Regions from separate parts of the Homo sapiens genome. Here regions 1, 2 and 3 are each linked to region 4. The links are chromatin contacts, found by Hi-C or POLR2A ChIA-PET in ENCODE. All regions are on one chromosome and are shown on one strand. Each heading gives the region's core, a stretch centred on a gene start or an enhancer-like site at or near the end of the contact. The rest is flanking DNA. Distances are from core to core; before and after follow the strand shown. Region 1 overlaps SPTBN1 (spectrin beta, non-erythrocytic 1). Region 2 has its middle 14 kb from the start of EML6. Region 3 holds the start of CCDC88A (coiled-coil domain containing 88A). Region 4 overlaps RTN4 (reticulon 4).

The links. A loop is a pair of places that touch in the nucleus more often than their neighbours do. ChIA-PET counts read pairs that join two places held with the same protein, here RNA polymerase II (POLR2A). Pooled maps may share reads with other maps.
Region 1: a loop to region 4 is called in a map of naive thymus-derived CD4-positive, alpha-beta T cell, with 10 times the contacts of the local background. The contact joins two enhancer-like sites. A Hi-C loop is called at or near these places in 2 of 168 maps with a recorded cell type or tissue (CD4-positive, alpha-beta memory T cell and naive thymus-derived CD4-positive, alpha-beta T cell), 1 of 37 single-sample maps with no recorded cell type and 10 of 50 pooled maps. POLR2A ChIA-PET finds 5 or more read pairs at or near these places in 1 of 52 experiments (activated T-cell).
Region 2: a loop to region 4 is called in a map of naive thymus-derived CD4-positive, alpha-beta T cell, with 5 times the contacts of the local background. The contact joins two enhancer-like sites. A Hi-C loop is called at or near these places in 1 of 168 maps with a recorded cell type or tissue (naive thymus-derived CD4-positive, alpha-beta T cell), 3 of 37 single-sample maps with no recorded cell type and 7 of 50 pooled maps. POLR2A ChIA-PET finds 5 or more read pairs at or near these places in 1 of 52 experiments (PC-9).
Region 3: a loop to region 4 is called in a map of natural killer cell, with 4 times the contacts of the local background. The contact joins the promoter of CCDC88A here to the enhancer-like site in region 4. A Hi-C loop is called at or near these places in 3 of 168 maps with a recorded cell type or tissue (CD4-positive, alpha-beta T cell, naive thymus-derived CD4-positive, alpha-beta T cell and natural killer cell), 13 of 37 single-sample maps with no recorded cell type and 9 of 50 pooled maps. POLR2A ChIA-PET finds 5 or more read pairs at or near these places in 1 of 52 experiments (H1).

Annotation. Positions count from the first base shown.
Region 1 is chr2:54,521,495-54,524,870 of GRCh38, reverse strand. All of the region lies in intron 1 of SPTBN1 (spectrin beta, non-erythrocytic 1), which reads right to left. All of the region lies in intron 3 of SPTBN1-AS1 (SPTBN1 antisense RNA 1), which reads left to right. Among named protein-coding and RNA genes, the nearest start is that of SPTBN1-AS1, 36 kb to the left of the region's middle. RefSeq lists an enhancer at 1-151. Within about 2 kb of position 2,053, at least 2 of the 41 ENCODE cell types and tissues checked have a DNase peak (open chromatin) inside an H3K27ac peak, as active enhancers do.
Region 2 is chr2:54,707,887-54,711,639 of GRCh38, reverse strand. No RefSeq gene overlaps it. Among named protein-coding and RNA genes, the nearest start is that of EML6, 14 kb to the left of the region's middle. Within about 2 kb of position 2,244, at least 11 of the 41 ENCODE cell types and tissues checked have a DNase peak (open chromatin) inside an H3K27ac peak, as active enhancers do.
Region 3 is chr2:55,417,859-55,421,215 of GRCh38, reverse strand. CCDC88A (coiled-coil domain containing 88A) reads left to right here and starts at 1,360. Exons shown (of 33, transcript NM_001365480.1): 1 at 1,360-2,199; 2 at 2,300-2,400. The coding sequence starts at 2,137. RefSeq lists silencers at 960-1,249, 1,310-1,359, 1,390-1,459.
Region 4 is chr2:55,013,677-55,017,225 of GRCh38, reverse strand. All of the region lies in intron 3 of RTN4 (reticulon 4), which reads left to right. It also overlaps the pseudogene RNU6-433P. Among named protein-coding and RNA genes, the nearest start is that of RTN4, 35 kb to the left of the region's middle. Within about 2 kb of position 2,070, at least 5 of the 41 ENCODE cell types and tissues checked have a DNase peak (open chromatin) inside an H3K27ac peak, as active enhancers do.

The sequences.
Region 1 (3,376 bases), core at 804-3,303, 490 kb after region 4:
AATGTCAAGAGGAATGAGTCACGCACAGATCAAGAATAATAGTGTTTCAGGCAAAGGAAGCAGCATAGCATGCAGGAGGAACGGCAAGTTCAATGTGGCTGAGTCTAGTGGGCAGCGGGAGAGACTCGGAGACAAGGTTAGGGAGGGAGGTGGGCGAGCCCAAGTGTGGCGGGAAGCAACTGCAGGATTTTAAGCTAATAACCGACACCACCCTTGAGTGTATTTGTAAAATATTCTTCCCAGGGCTGTGTGGAAAACAGATTCTAGGCGGCAATAATGGAAGCAGGGGCCACTTGGGAGGCTACTCCAGAAATGATGGCGGTGCAGCTCTGGGTGGAGAAGCGGGGATGGTTAAGAGGTGGATGTGCTTAGAGGTGGATGTGCTTTGGAGGGAGAACTGACAGGGCCTGGTGAAGGACTGACTAGACCCGAGACATTGAGAAACTGAGCTAGTGCTATGCCTGATGCCTATGGGTGTGGTTAAATGTGGTTAAATTCCCGCATATTTTAAATTTCACTGGGGGGAAACAGGCTCAGTCAGGCATATGAAGCTATCTAAGTAAGTTGTTAATCTGCAAATGTAGGAAGAAAGGAGTGAAAAGACAACACCCCTTTTAAAGTGGTATGAAGCTATCCCAAGAAAAAAAATAAATTATCAACATTTTTTTTTTTGAGATGGAGTTTCGCTCTGTCACCCAGGCTGGAGTGCAGTGGCACCATCTCGGCTCACTGCAGCCTCCGCCTCCTGGGTTCAAGCAATTCTTCTGCCTCAGCCTCCCGAGTAGCTGGGACTACAGGCGCGAGCCACCATGCCCAGCTAATTTCTGTATTTTTGGTAGAGACGGGGTTTCACTATATTGGCCAGGCTGGTCTCGAACTCCTAGACCTTGTGATCTGCCCACCTTGGCCTCCCAAAGTGCTGGGATTACAGGCGTGAGCCACCATGCCCGGCTGTTATCAACATCTTAAAACTCAAAAATTTATTGTCAGGTTTTTGTAGCTGGATGCTCACTTAGTGAAAGCCTTGTTCAGTGTGCACCAAGATGTGCACCTAGGCCAGAGTCAGCAGGCCTCCTCACCACAGCCTGCGTGCTAACCAAACCAGACACCACTCAGCAACACAGAAGGATCATTCAAGAGATGATTCTTCCCCCTCACATATGCCACCACACAAAAAATAAACAAACCCATATATGTAGAAAAGAAACATTTATCGTGCTTGAAATGCAGCTTTTTAAAAGTTCCAGCACATAACCACACATGCCACATGCAACCAAGTTTCCATAGTAAATAAGCTGAAACAAATTAACTGCACCTTAAATAAACAGTAGGCTCTTGGGTGGTACCAGCACACAACTGCCTGCTCTTTTGTCATGGCTGTTTTCTCACATGCTATCCAAGAACACAGCCAACACACCCCACATGTTCCTGAGGAAGAAGCACTGAATCCACTTTACCACTGAGCCACAACATCTGTGACTCAAACTGTCACCCATCTCTGCTCTAATAGAAAAATCCTGAATGGAAGTAAAATCCTGGATTCTCATCAGAGAGACATACTCAATCTCAATTAAGTACATTCACGGGTGTATTAATTTTCACACCTACGTTAGCAATTTATTTATGGGATTTCATAAAAACACAAAAACTTCAGAAATCTAATCGAGTAAGTATATTCCATTGAATGATCTTACAGTGGCATTTAACATTCAAAGTCATAAACCCTTCCAAAAAATGAAAATTAATAATGTCATGCAATCATCTGATCTTGAATATAGTTAACTTTCATGACTATTATCAATATCAGAGACTTTTATAAAATTCAAACTTGGAGGATTCTATCTCTAGGGAGAAAATGTGAAAGTGCTATTAATCCCAAATTCTGAAAGTACAGAAAGTAAAATTTAATCCAACCCAACCCAAGGTAAAACCCAAGCAAGGCATGCCTCTCCCCAGATAAGTTTTAGCTATTTGGTGCCACCTGCTGACCAATGAGAAGAAACCCCCAGGGCTGCTATACCTGCGCTGCAACATCCACCGCACCTGACTCCTGCAGAAGCCCAGCCTGGCCCCTGCCCTGCCCCCACCTGCGAATCTCTCTTTCTATCACTGAACCAACAACTGCTTTCCACAGATTTCTTTCTTTCTTTCTTTCTTTCCTTTCTTTCTTTCTCTCTCTCTCTCTCTCTCTCCTCTCTCTCTCTCTCTCTCTTTCTCTCTCTCTTTCTTTCTTTCTTTTTGAGACAGAGTCTCGCTCTGTCACCCAGGCTGGAGTGCAGTGGCATGATCTCAGCTCACTACAACCTCCACCTCCCAGGTTCAAGCAATTCTCCTGCCTCACCCTCCTGAGTAGCTGGAATTACAGGTGTGCACTATCATGCCTGACTAATTTTTGTATTTTTAGTAGAAATGGGGTTTCACCATGTTGGCCAGGCTAGTCTCAAACTCCTGAACTCGGGTAATCTGCTTGCTTTGGCCTCACAAAGTCCTGGGATTACAGGTGCGAGCCTACCTTGCCCAGCCCACAGATTACTTAGTAAGTAAGTGATAATTCTTGTCTTAAGCTTAAAAGAAGTCACTCAGAGAACTAAAGCACCTTTTTTCCTAATGTTCTTTCTTAATGGTATTCCTTAAAAACACTACTATTGTTCCTTAAAACGGAAAGGTTAGGCCAAGAGTGGTGGCTCACGCCTGTAATCCCAGCACTTTGGGAGGCCAAGGGAGGCAGATCACTTGAGCCCAGGCGTTAAAGACCAGACTGGACAACACAGTGACACCCCCATCTCCACAAAAATAAAAAAAAAAAATAGCCAGCTGTGGTGGCATGCGCCTGTGGTTCCAGCTACTTGGGAGGCTGAGGTAGGAGGACCACTCGAGCCAGGGAGGTGGAGGTTGCAGTGAACCATAACTGTGCCACTGCACTCCACCCTGGGTGACACAGCCAGACTCTGTCTCAAAAGAAAAAAACAAAAAACAGAAAGGTGAATGGGAAGTCAAAGTATCCAAATTATCCACTAGTCTGTGTACAAAATAAATAAATAAATATATGCCAAGCACAGTGGCTCACACCTGTAATCTCAACAATTTGGGAGGCCACGGTGGCCAGATCACTTGAGCCCAGGAGTTTGAGACCAACCTGGGCAAGATGGTGAGACACCCTCCCAACCCTTCTTCACTATCTCTATAAAAATTAGCCGGGCACGGTGGCACGTGCCCGTAGTCCCAGCTACTTGGGAGGCTGAGGTGGGAGGATCACTTGAGCCCAAGAGGTCAAGGCCGCAGTGAGCCATGATCGTGTCACTGCACTCCAGCCCAAACAACAGAGTGAGCCTCGTCTCAAAAAAAAAGCAATGCTCTGAGTTCTTTTTATTCAACT
Region 2 (3,753 bases), core at 995-3,494, 310 kb after region 4:
TCTAAAAGACAATCTGTTTTTTAATCAAATAAATTATAAGAATTAAAAATGAGGGATGGCAGGGGAAACTCTTATTAAAACATATTTAAAGGACATACCAACTTATCTTCTGGAGCATATTTGGATCCAGGGTTGAACAAGCTGTTAAAAAAAAAAAGAACTATGAGATAATCATGAAACTGTTAATACTCAATGTTTGATGATTTTAAGGTATTATTAAATTTTAGAAGTTATAATGGTATTGTGGTTATGCTTTCAAACAAGAGTTCTTATCTTTTAGAGATTCATGCTGAATTATTCACCATGAAAAGATTTGAAGTGTGAATTTGCTTAATTTGTTTAGAAATAATCTGGAGAGGGTAGGGAGAAGTGGATGGGATTCTACATAAAGCCAAATAGGCCCTGAGCTGATAATTACTAAAGCTGGATAATGAGCACATGTAAGTTTGCTCTACTATTCTATTTTTTATATGTTCTACATGCTCCATAGATCTCTTTTTTCCAGTTTTTAAAATTAATATTTTTCAACTGTTCCAAATATTGTTAGAGCCAGGATTCTGGACAGGGTGTGTCTTCACTGACTATTTCAGCCAAAATACTAAGGTCATAATCAGGTGAGCAGCATCTGCTACAGAATCTTCTCTTGGGCCTATTTCCATCTGAAGGTGTTTACTCATTATCCTTGCAGAGTGCTTTCATTATAGTTTCATTATTATAAATTATACTTTCATTATTAAATTATAGTTTCATTAAAATGAATCAAGTAAGATTTTGGTTTATCATTTTCTCCAATGAGAATAGGGAGAAAGTGTAGGGTGATGGTTAAGGATTTGGGCTCTGGAGTCAGACATCTCCATTCAAGTCCAATTCTACCATCTGGATATGTGACCCTGGGCAAGTTATTTATCTCTTAACATCTCAGTTTACTTATCTTTAAAATAGGCATGGATAATAAAACACATTTCATAAATATGTTGTGAGAATTCGATGAACTGGAGAATGTATGTAAAGTGATTATAATACATACCACATAGCGTTATGGGATCCTTGGAGTGTCACTTGGCCATCCAGAAACCTCTGTGGCCAGTGGTACCTTTGCTGGGTTTTGCTCTGGCCCTCTGGGCTCATTCCGCCCACTCTGCCTGGAAGGTTACCCTTGGCTCGCACTACTGGCCTGGATCCCACACCTGCCAAGGGCAAGTCAGGCGTGGAGCAGCAAGAGGTGTGGGCGAGCTTGGGGTCCGGCCACTGTGCGCAGCCAGGCACTCCAGCTGCAGCAGGGTGGGCAGCTCCAGGTGCTGGCTCCAGAGCTGGCTCCCCGCAAGGCTGCTGCTAGACCAGGCGTACCATAAGCAACTTCCACAGCTGACATCAGGGAACATGGTGATACCCAGAAGCTTGGAGACGCCAGAAACTGCAGAGCCCTAAAGAGGGTGTCACAGACCTGGCTCGGGGAGCTCCTAGGTCTGGGATCCCTGACGGGCTGCAGCTCTTCTTTTCTTCTCTCTTCTCTCCTTCTTGTTGCCCGCAACGTGGCAAGCAAAAGGCGTGTTTCAGCCCTGTTTGTGTTACAGCTCTTTTAGCCCCACCATTTGACGGGTCCCGATTTCTTGTCCTGGGTGTCCAGGAAGAATGAGGTACACGGACAAGTGGAGGATGAACAAGACAAAGAGGAGCTTTACTGAACAACAGAACAGCTCAGAGGAGACCCGCAGTAGGTAGCTCCTCTAGGTAGCCAGGGTTTTCCCAATGAGTGTTCAGCTCTCAGCAGAGAAGGGTAGGTCTTCTCTTTAGGTAGGTCGTCCCATCGTCTCTTCAGGTCTGGCTGAGTCCGTGGCTTTTTATGGGCCTCAGAGGGGAGGAAGTGTGTGCCAGTCAGTCCATTAGCAGCCATGGACGGCCCGAAAAAAGCACCACAAGTTCCCACTCTGATCACGGGACCAGCAGCCCGGCCGCCAGACTTCAGACCTTCCCCGGATGGAAGGTGGGGCTTCACCAGGGACCTGCCTGTTTCCCAGGAGCCTGTCTGATCCTGCCGCCTTTATGGTGCCCAGGCGGTTCCGGCCCAGGGGCACCAGCAGGCCAGTGCAAAGCTGCCCTCAGCCCCTGCCGCGGCCTCCCTCACGGGCTTATCGGTGCCCAAAGCCCAGAGGAGGCTGAGGCGGCAGGGGACTGGTGTGTCAGCGCTGCCCTGAGTGTGCGCACACCCAGCTGGGCTGCAACAGCACCTGGGCTTGGCCCCAACCTTGCTCCGAGATCAGAGTGAGCAGCAGGAGCTGGGAGAAGCCAGGCAGCAGGAGCAGACACCTCCAAGGCTGCGGGGGTAAAGGGGGGCCTTCCTGGCCCCCAAGAGTGCGGAGATGCCTGGATCCGCAGCCGCGGCTAGGCGGCTGTAGCTGCACCTGGGAGGGCAGGGCTCCTGCCTGCTCCCGGCCCCCAAGAGCACAGGGAGGCCTGGGTCCACAGCCACGACTTGGGCGGCTACAGCTGTCCCTGGGAAGGCGGGGCTCCTGCCGACTCCATGGAACACAGCATTGCCACGGGCCCAGCTCCTCCTCCAGGCTCCTCTCTGCCTGTCCCTCCATGCCCCACCGTACTGCTCCCCTGCCAGTGGGTGAATCGGCCTGGCCCCACCATGGGGGCTCCCAGGACGGCAGGCTCCGAGGGGTCTCCCAGGGGTGGGCTCCAGGGTCTGCTAGCCTCCTCTCCGCATTTTGCCTGCAGCAGCGGTAGGCAAGGTGCAGGCGGCGCAGCAGCCCCTGCAAACTCTGCACAAACAAACCCGACGCTCTCAGGCGGCCCCATGAGTCCTGGTTGTGCCTTCAGCTGGGGGCTCGGGGGCTGCCAAGACGTGGCGGGAGCAAGGTTGAGGCCCCAGTGGAGGTCCCAAACCTGGGAGTGGGTCCTGCCCCGCTGTGTGAAGGTGAGGGTGGTGCAGTTGGCTGCCTCAGGAACGCGGGGCACAGGGGACGTGGGGCACACCCACCACCGCCACTGCTGCTCCTGCAGCGGCTCCTGCCACCACCGCCTGCGCCTCCCCACTGCAGCCAGCGTGGTGGCAGCGGCTGCTCCGGAAGGCCCACCACTGTCATCAATAGCACTCCAAATATTTATTATTAATTATAGTTGCACAACATCAATATTTAAAATATCCTCTCAAAGAAGACTCCCAAAAAATGTAAAAGGAGGATTTAATTATGCATGAGTCTGTGTGATTGCCTGAGTTACTGTTACTGTGTTTTTAGTTTGCCTGGCCATGAAAGTTTTCTGATAAAATTCTAGAATGTATTAGAACTAATTCTGCATTAAACTAAGATTTCTTCACAACCTTAAAAGCATCAACATTGTTTAAATGCAAAGACTTTAATGAGCTAAATAATATGTTACAAGTTCATTAAATTGCTACCATTATGCAGCATAGATGAATAAATTTCCAAAATTGCACGCAGAAGGGACAGTATTATGTCATCAATGAATGGTAATATAAAGGCCTCAATATCACATAGTTGGGTTCTAGAGTGAGGAAAACTAGAGAAACGATTATCCAAATAGCTTGACACCCAAAATTCTGTATTTCTGAAAATATCCACTTTACTAAAGGGAAGGAGACTAAAAAATTTACTCTTTTGAACCCTGCTGCTGGTACCTGCAAATACCTAATTTTCTATATTAGTGAGGTTTTTGGTTCTGCTGTCTAAAGGTGAACACTAAACAGAATGACATAGATTTATAGAGCTAGGGACACATGAAATT
Region 3 (3,357 bases), core at 111-2,610, 400 kb before region 4:
GTTAAAAACAACATTAATGACATTTATAGAACACTTAACTATAAGCTGCCATTTCATTTAACCCTATTATTAGCCCTGCTTTACACGTGACGGAATCGAAGCACAAAGAGACTCAATAACGTGCGTAGGCTCACACAGCTGGTGCATATTGGAACCAGGCAGGAAGACTTCAGAGTCCAGGTTCTCAACTACCCAATTAAGAAATTCTGCTCTTTCTTAACTGTGTTATGACAAAAACATTTTTACTGCTAATTTAAAATATATACTCCGTGTAAATATTTATGTAATGTAAACATAGCACACATTATAAAACTATAATATTATCTTTTATCAAAAAAAGATTGCGTTCTATATGCCCATTTTACCCCGGGAAAAAGGTCTTTATTTTCCTTTGAAATGAGGAGTAGCATTTGATTTTGCCAGGGAACTTAAAATTATTTCAAGGTCCCAGTCGTACGTGGCATGGAGATTTATGACAAATATGTAATCTGTTTATTTGTCACCCAACTTGGATGACTTCTAAATGTTTCTTCTTTGTAGCTCTTGATTTTGCTTGGGTTTCCCCCGACCCATGCCCAAATAGTAAAAAACAAAACAAAACCAAAAAACAATGTCTGAGTCATGTTTGCTCCAGTCAGGGAATACCAACGTGCTGACAGACAGCTCTGGTTTTTAAAAAATCTTACTGTATGTCACTTGCAACTTTGAAGAACATTCATGCGTTAGTGGACTGCATTTGGAAGAAAACAAAAAGGAGAAAAAAACCCCCACCAAGTTGTGGCTCAAGTCCCTCTGCCATTTGCTGCAGTGAGTTTTCCTATTCCATTTTGCTGGGGAGAAGGCATGCTTTACAGAACACATCAAACTGTCCGAAAAAGGCTGTCTGCATCCCTCATGTTTATAAGAGAAGGATTTCTTTCCCCTTCCTTCACGTATCAAAGAAGTCACTCGGGGAGGAAATAAACCATAATTAGGCATGAGCGAGCGAGCAGACAGACCCCTTGCTCTGCCTTCCCTGTCCCCGCCCACCAGGCAACCGTCCTGGGCGCAACCGAGGAGCGGGTTGTCTCCGCAGCAGCTGCAGCGAGCGCGCGCCCACGCCCGAGCCCGCGCCCGCCGCCAGGATCTGGGCGGCGGCGAGGCTAGCCCGGGGGCGCGCTCGCTCGGGAGCGCGCTCATGCAGCGGTTTTCTTCTCCCACAATCCAGAGGCAGCTGCACGGGAGGGGCGGGGAGTCGGCGGAAGGATATCGGCGCGGAGGGAGCAGCGCGCTCCCTTTGACGGCGGCCCCCGGCATTGGCGGGCGGCGCTGGCGGGCGGCGAGGGGTGGGGTGTGATGCGGCACTGCGGTTCTGAGGCCGTTACTCCGGCTTCTCCATAGAGGGCGGAGAAGGCTGGAGCGCGGCGGTGATTTTGTGCCAGGGATTCCCAGAGACGCGCTGAAAGGCTGGCAGGGCTTAGGAAGCTGGGGGGTTAGGGACACACATTCAAGCCCCCACCCCCGGGAGGGGAAGGGGGCTGGAGGCGAGGCTTGAGGGCGGCGGAGGAATGGTGTCTGCTCGGGGGGAAGGGGCGAGCCCTGCCTGTTGGTACTGAGGGGCTGCGGGCAGTGGAGGCTCCGCGGGTCGAAAGCGGCTCCATGCCCATCGGTGGGTGGAACGTGTAGAGGTCGGAACGCCGAGGTCGAGTCTGGTGGCGCCTCGGTATCCTTAACGTGGTCTCTGTTTAACGTATTTCATTTAGCCCCCGTTGGGATTGATTCATTGGGAGCAGTTTCGCTGGTCTGGATCCTCCAGGAGCTGGACAACCTTGACGGGCTTTTTGTCTTGGGTTCCAGCCCCCTTTCCCTTCCTCCTCCTCCAGATGCCTTTTCTCTGCCCCTCCTCGCCCGGTACAGACATTTCCAGCGCAGGCTGCTGCTCGTGGTGTCCGTCGTCGAAGCCACTTCTTGGGATTTCGGCTCGTTTCACTCTGGGGTGTTTTTTGAGGAGGGAGAGTGCCCCCCTCCTCCACGATGGGATTTTTCTCCCTTGCCGAAATGGACTTTCATTGATTTCTACTTACTTCCACGTTTAGTGACCAATTCCCTAGGCGTATTTTTGTGGTAGTTCCTTTTTTCAAATACATACTCTGTAAAATGGAGAACGAAATTTTTACTCCCCTTCTGGAGCAGTTCATGACCAGCCCTTTGGTCACTTGGGTAAGTGGGGTGTCCTTTATTGTATATTTTGCTGAGTTATTTGTGGCTGCAGAGATGGAGGTGGGCGTTCATGTCGTGGTGATCCTTCTGTTTGTTCTAGGTTAAAACGTTTGGACCTCTGGCCGCAGGAAATGGGACCAACCTTGATGAATATGTGGCTTTGGTGGATGGGGTATTCTTGAACCAGGTCATGCTCCAAATGTAAGTTCTTCCTTCTTTCCTAGGTAACGTTTTCTTTGAGAAATAGCATATGGTGAACTTTGAGACACGATGTTTTAAGCCCCTAATTTGGTTCATTGGCCAGAAATATTCAGGTGGTTTAAGAATTGGATCTTGAAAGGAATGCTAATGTTATGGGCTCAGCCCATTATCACAACCTAGATATTTTACCTGTTAAAATTGTGAAACTTTAGTTTTTCATTCTGTCAACCATGTATTGTCACTTGTCTTCAGTACTGAAATCCAAGCCACATTGTGTATTCTTTGATAATTTGGTAAAATAAGAGAGAAAATGAGAATCTGGTTTCCTAAGAGAGGAAAAAAGACTTTACTGTGAAGTTATGTGCATTTGATGCAGAAATGTTTCTTATTAACCTTTATATCTAGAAATAAATGGCTCAAAATTTGAAACTCGTTAAGTAATAGCAGATTTCAGAAGAGAAAATTTCAAACAGTTCTGATTGGTGAGGACTCTTGCTGTAGTAAATAATTTAAATGCCTGTAATAACTAAAGCCTGATGAGATGATTTATTGTGTGAATTATTAGGTTGCTTAATATTTTAGGGATCATTTTAAGGTATTCTTACAGGTTTTGAAATGCAAATAACAAGTCTTGATAACAATTAGATAACGACTTATTGGGCAAATCTTTGTCTTTTGTGTTTATAATATTGGGTTTGTACTAAGTAGGAAAGTATGCTTTTGAGATGGGAATTGAATAGTGAAAGTATATTGGTAGCTGGATCAGTAAAATTAAAACTCAGCTTTTATCTAATTACAGCTATTGTAGCATACGTGTATTCTAAGTACGCTAATGTAGTTTATCAAACTGAATTTTTCAGTTGTGCTCAAAGTAATGTATACTTAGTCTTATTTCTCTTTAATAGAATCTGATGAGAAGAGGTAGTTTGGAACTTTTATATGTATGGGAAATTGGTG
Region 4 (3,549 bases), core at 821-3,320:
GATATTTTGTTTAAAATATATTTTTATTGAGCAAATAATATTTGGAAAATTTTGATGTAAGTTGGACTTTATTATGATAAGTAGTTAATCTTAACTGGAAGGCTATCAGTAGATGTACAATGTAGCTAAATTAGAACCTGACTCTTGTTAATAAAGGAAACGATTATATTTACTTTTTAAAAAGTGACATTGTTAAATTAGTGAGGATTTATTTAGTGCTTACTGTGGGCCCAATACAGATTGAAAATAAATATGTACCATAAAAAAGAGATACCTGCTAAATATAATGTGGTTAAATAACTTAATTTTAGGCATTTTACAGACCTGAGTTCTAATTCTGACCCTTTCACTGATTTAGCTGTATGACCCTTGGCAAATGTTTTAATCTACTTGAGCTTCAATATTTTAGTAATAAGGATTTTTTCTAAGGACTTGATAACTATCAGTGAAGTTAGAGCAACAGTTTATGAAGCAGTCTGACATACAATACACGCTCATTGTACAAATTTGAAAAATGTAGAAAAGCATTGAGATGAAAAAAATTATAATCATATTACCCAGACATAATCAATGTTTAATATTTTAGAATATATTATTCTAGTCTACTTTCAATGCACATGTGTTTTGTTTTTGTTTTTGTTTGAGACATAGTCTCGCTCTGTCACTCAGGCTGGAGTAGCAGTGGCGGGATCTCCACTCACTGCAACCTCTGCCTCCTGGGTTCAAGCGATTCTCGTGCCTCAGCCTCCCGAGTAGCTGGGATTACAGGTGTGGGCCACCGTGCCTGGCTAATTTTTGTATTTTTAGTAGAGACAGGGTTTCACCATGTTGGCTAAGCTGGTCCAGAACTCCTGACCTTAAGTGATCTGCCCACCTTGGCCTCCCAAAGTGCTGGGATTAAAGGCATGAACCAGCGCACCTGGCCGCATATGTGTATTTTTAAGAATGTAATAGTGTTTTATGAAATTGGAATCATACTCTATATATTGTTTATAAGCTTTTAAAAACTTTAGTAATGTCTTATATAATGCAAACATTTCCATGTCTTTAAATATTTTGCTGCTGATTTTTTGTACTTAGTGTTCCTTAGTATGGGTATAGTTTAACCAGTCACTTTGCTATTGTTGGACCCTTAGATTGTTCCTTTGTTATTGATAAATAATGCTATTAACCTCTTTATATTTAAATATGTCTTACATATCCCTGAATTATTTTCCATAAATCAATTTGAAATAAAAACCTAGGTTAGTGGGTATGAGCATTTATAAGGGTTTGTATAAAAATTGGCCACCAGAAAAGTTGTACTAATTTTTACCCTTTTATCAGAAGAAGAAAACACCCATTTCTCTACTTTCACCAACAATTCATATTGCTTATTTTTTGATAGATAATATTTTTACATTATACAAAATGCAGAAAGTACAGTGACAGTCACACTTCTTCCTCTCTCTCTGTTGTCCAGCTGCCTAGTGCTGTTTCCTAGAGTTATCTACTATGACTCGTTCCTTAAATATTCTTCTGGACATTCTGTACTAGGTATTTTTTAAAAGCCCTTTACCAGTTTGATAGGTGCAAGTAGTACTTGCTTTTTTGATCTTTGATTATTAGTGAATGTGAACATGTTGGCAGTTTGTATTTCTTCTGTGATTTTTGCTTGTTCATACTCTTTGCCCATTTTTAAATGTAGGTGTTCATTTTTTTCCCTGATTTTATGAGAGTTCTTTACATATAAAGGATGTAAACTCTTGTGTTATAGTTTTCCCTCAGTTTTCTAAAAGATTTTTAGTTTACATTTCAGTGGACATTTTCAGTTTTCACAAAGGAAAATATATTTTTTATTTACTTATAGTTTTAATTTTACACTTAGTTCTGATCTATTTAAAATTGATTTTGGATTCCGATTAGGGATTATTTTGCCCCACGTATTTTTTTGGTGTTAGAGTTGTTTTCCTATTCCCATACTCTGATCTAGCTGCCTAGGGCCAGGCAGCAATCTTGTGGAAAAGCCAGAAAGTTAATGTTTGCCAGATTGCCTTCCATGAACTGGGCAATCAACTGTAGACTACGGGTGTTGGTGCCATCTAGTGTTGCAGATGGAAGATCAAGTCTGTGGAATGATCTATAATTGACTATGTGGAATAAATTCAGTTGGACAGAGAAATTTAGCGAGCTGTGAATATCGTTTTGCACTAACAGATGAGTTTAAAATTTTTATAAACAATTTTGAATATTGACATCTTGTACCAAATCAAACAAATGCTTTAATCATACTACTATAAACATTATGAAATGACCTTAAAGATTCCCCCCAAACCTGGATACTTAAATGAAGACATTAAAGTTTAAGAAGATCTGTTTAGGGCCTAGTGACTATTAATTCTTGAATTCAGAATTTAAAAATGCGTGCTTGAGGCCAGGTGCAGTGGCTCACGTCTGTAATCCCAGCACTTTGGGAGGCTAAGGCGGGCAGATCACGAGGTCAGGAGATCCAGACCATCCTGGCCAACATGGTGAATCCTCGTCTCTACTAAAAATACAAAAATTAGCTGGGCTTGGTGGCACGCACCTGTAGTCCCAGCCACTTGGGAGGCTAGGCAGGAGAATCACTTGAACCCGGGAGGTGGAGGTTGCAGTGAGCCAAGATCGTGCCACTGCATTCCAGCCTGGTGACAGAGCGAGACTCTGTCTCCAAAAAAAAAAAAATGCTTGCTTCAGCAGCACATACTAAAATTGGAATTATACAGAGAAGATTAGCATAGCCCCTGCACAAGAATGACGCATAGAATTTGTGAAGTGTTTCATATTTTTATATAAAAAATTTTTAAAAATGCTTTGGGTGTTTAAGAATATTTGTATGTTTTAGATTATAATGTAAGAAGTTAGCATATTAGTTTTCATAAATAGTGTCACTTTCAGTTTATGAATTTTAGTATTCATTTTTGGTACCTTATGTTAAATTTTTTATAGACTTTAAAATGCTCGTTGTTTTGCTATTTTAACTTGTACTGTCATTCATTTTCTAGACTAAAATCTTTTTCCAGTTCTTAAGATTTAATTCAGTAATGTTGAAGTGCTGTAATTTAGTCCATAGAGGGCATTATATTACAGCATATGGTAGGGTTTTAAAAATTAACTCCTTTCAGTATTGAAACATGTTAATTTCATACCTTTGTGTAGCTCAGAATAGTTAAATTTTGAAATAAGCTTAAAACTACTGTGTAGCTATAATTGTTTCTTATTTTTTAAAAAACATGCCTATTTTCTGTGGCTGGAAAGTATAAATTATTTTAGCTCTCAAGAGCAGTGTACATAAGCAGTCTCTAACTTTCAGAGTAGCATTTTCAATCCAAATGATTGCTGCTTTCCCACCCTCTTTCCCTTGCATCTCTAAATGTTGTAAAGAAAAACGAAGCAAAACAAAAACCTGAGTTTTTCCTGGGTGCAGAAGTAGAGGAAAGAAAGAAATGGAAAAGGAAGAATGTCTTAGAATAAGAGCTGGCTGGGGTGGACTTAACACCTTGCCTAGTGCTGCCTGTTCTAAAATCTAAA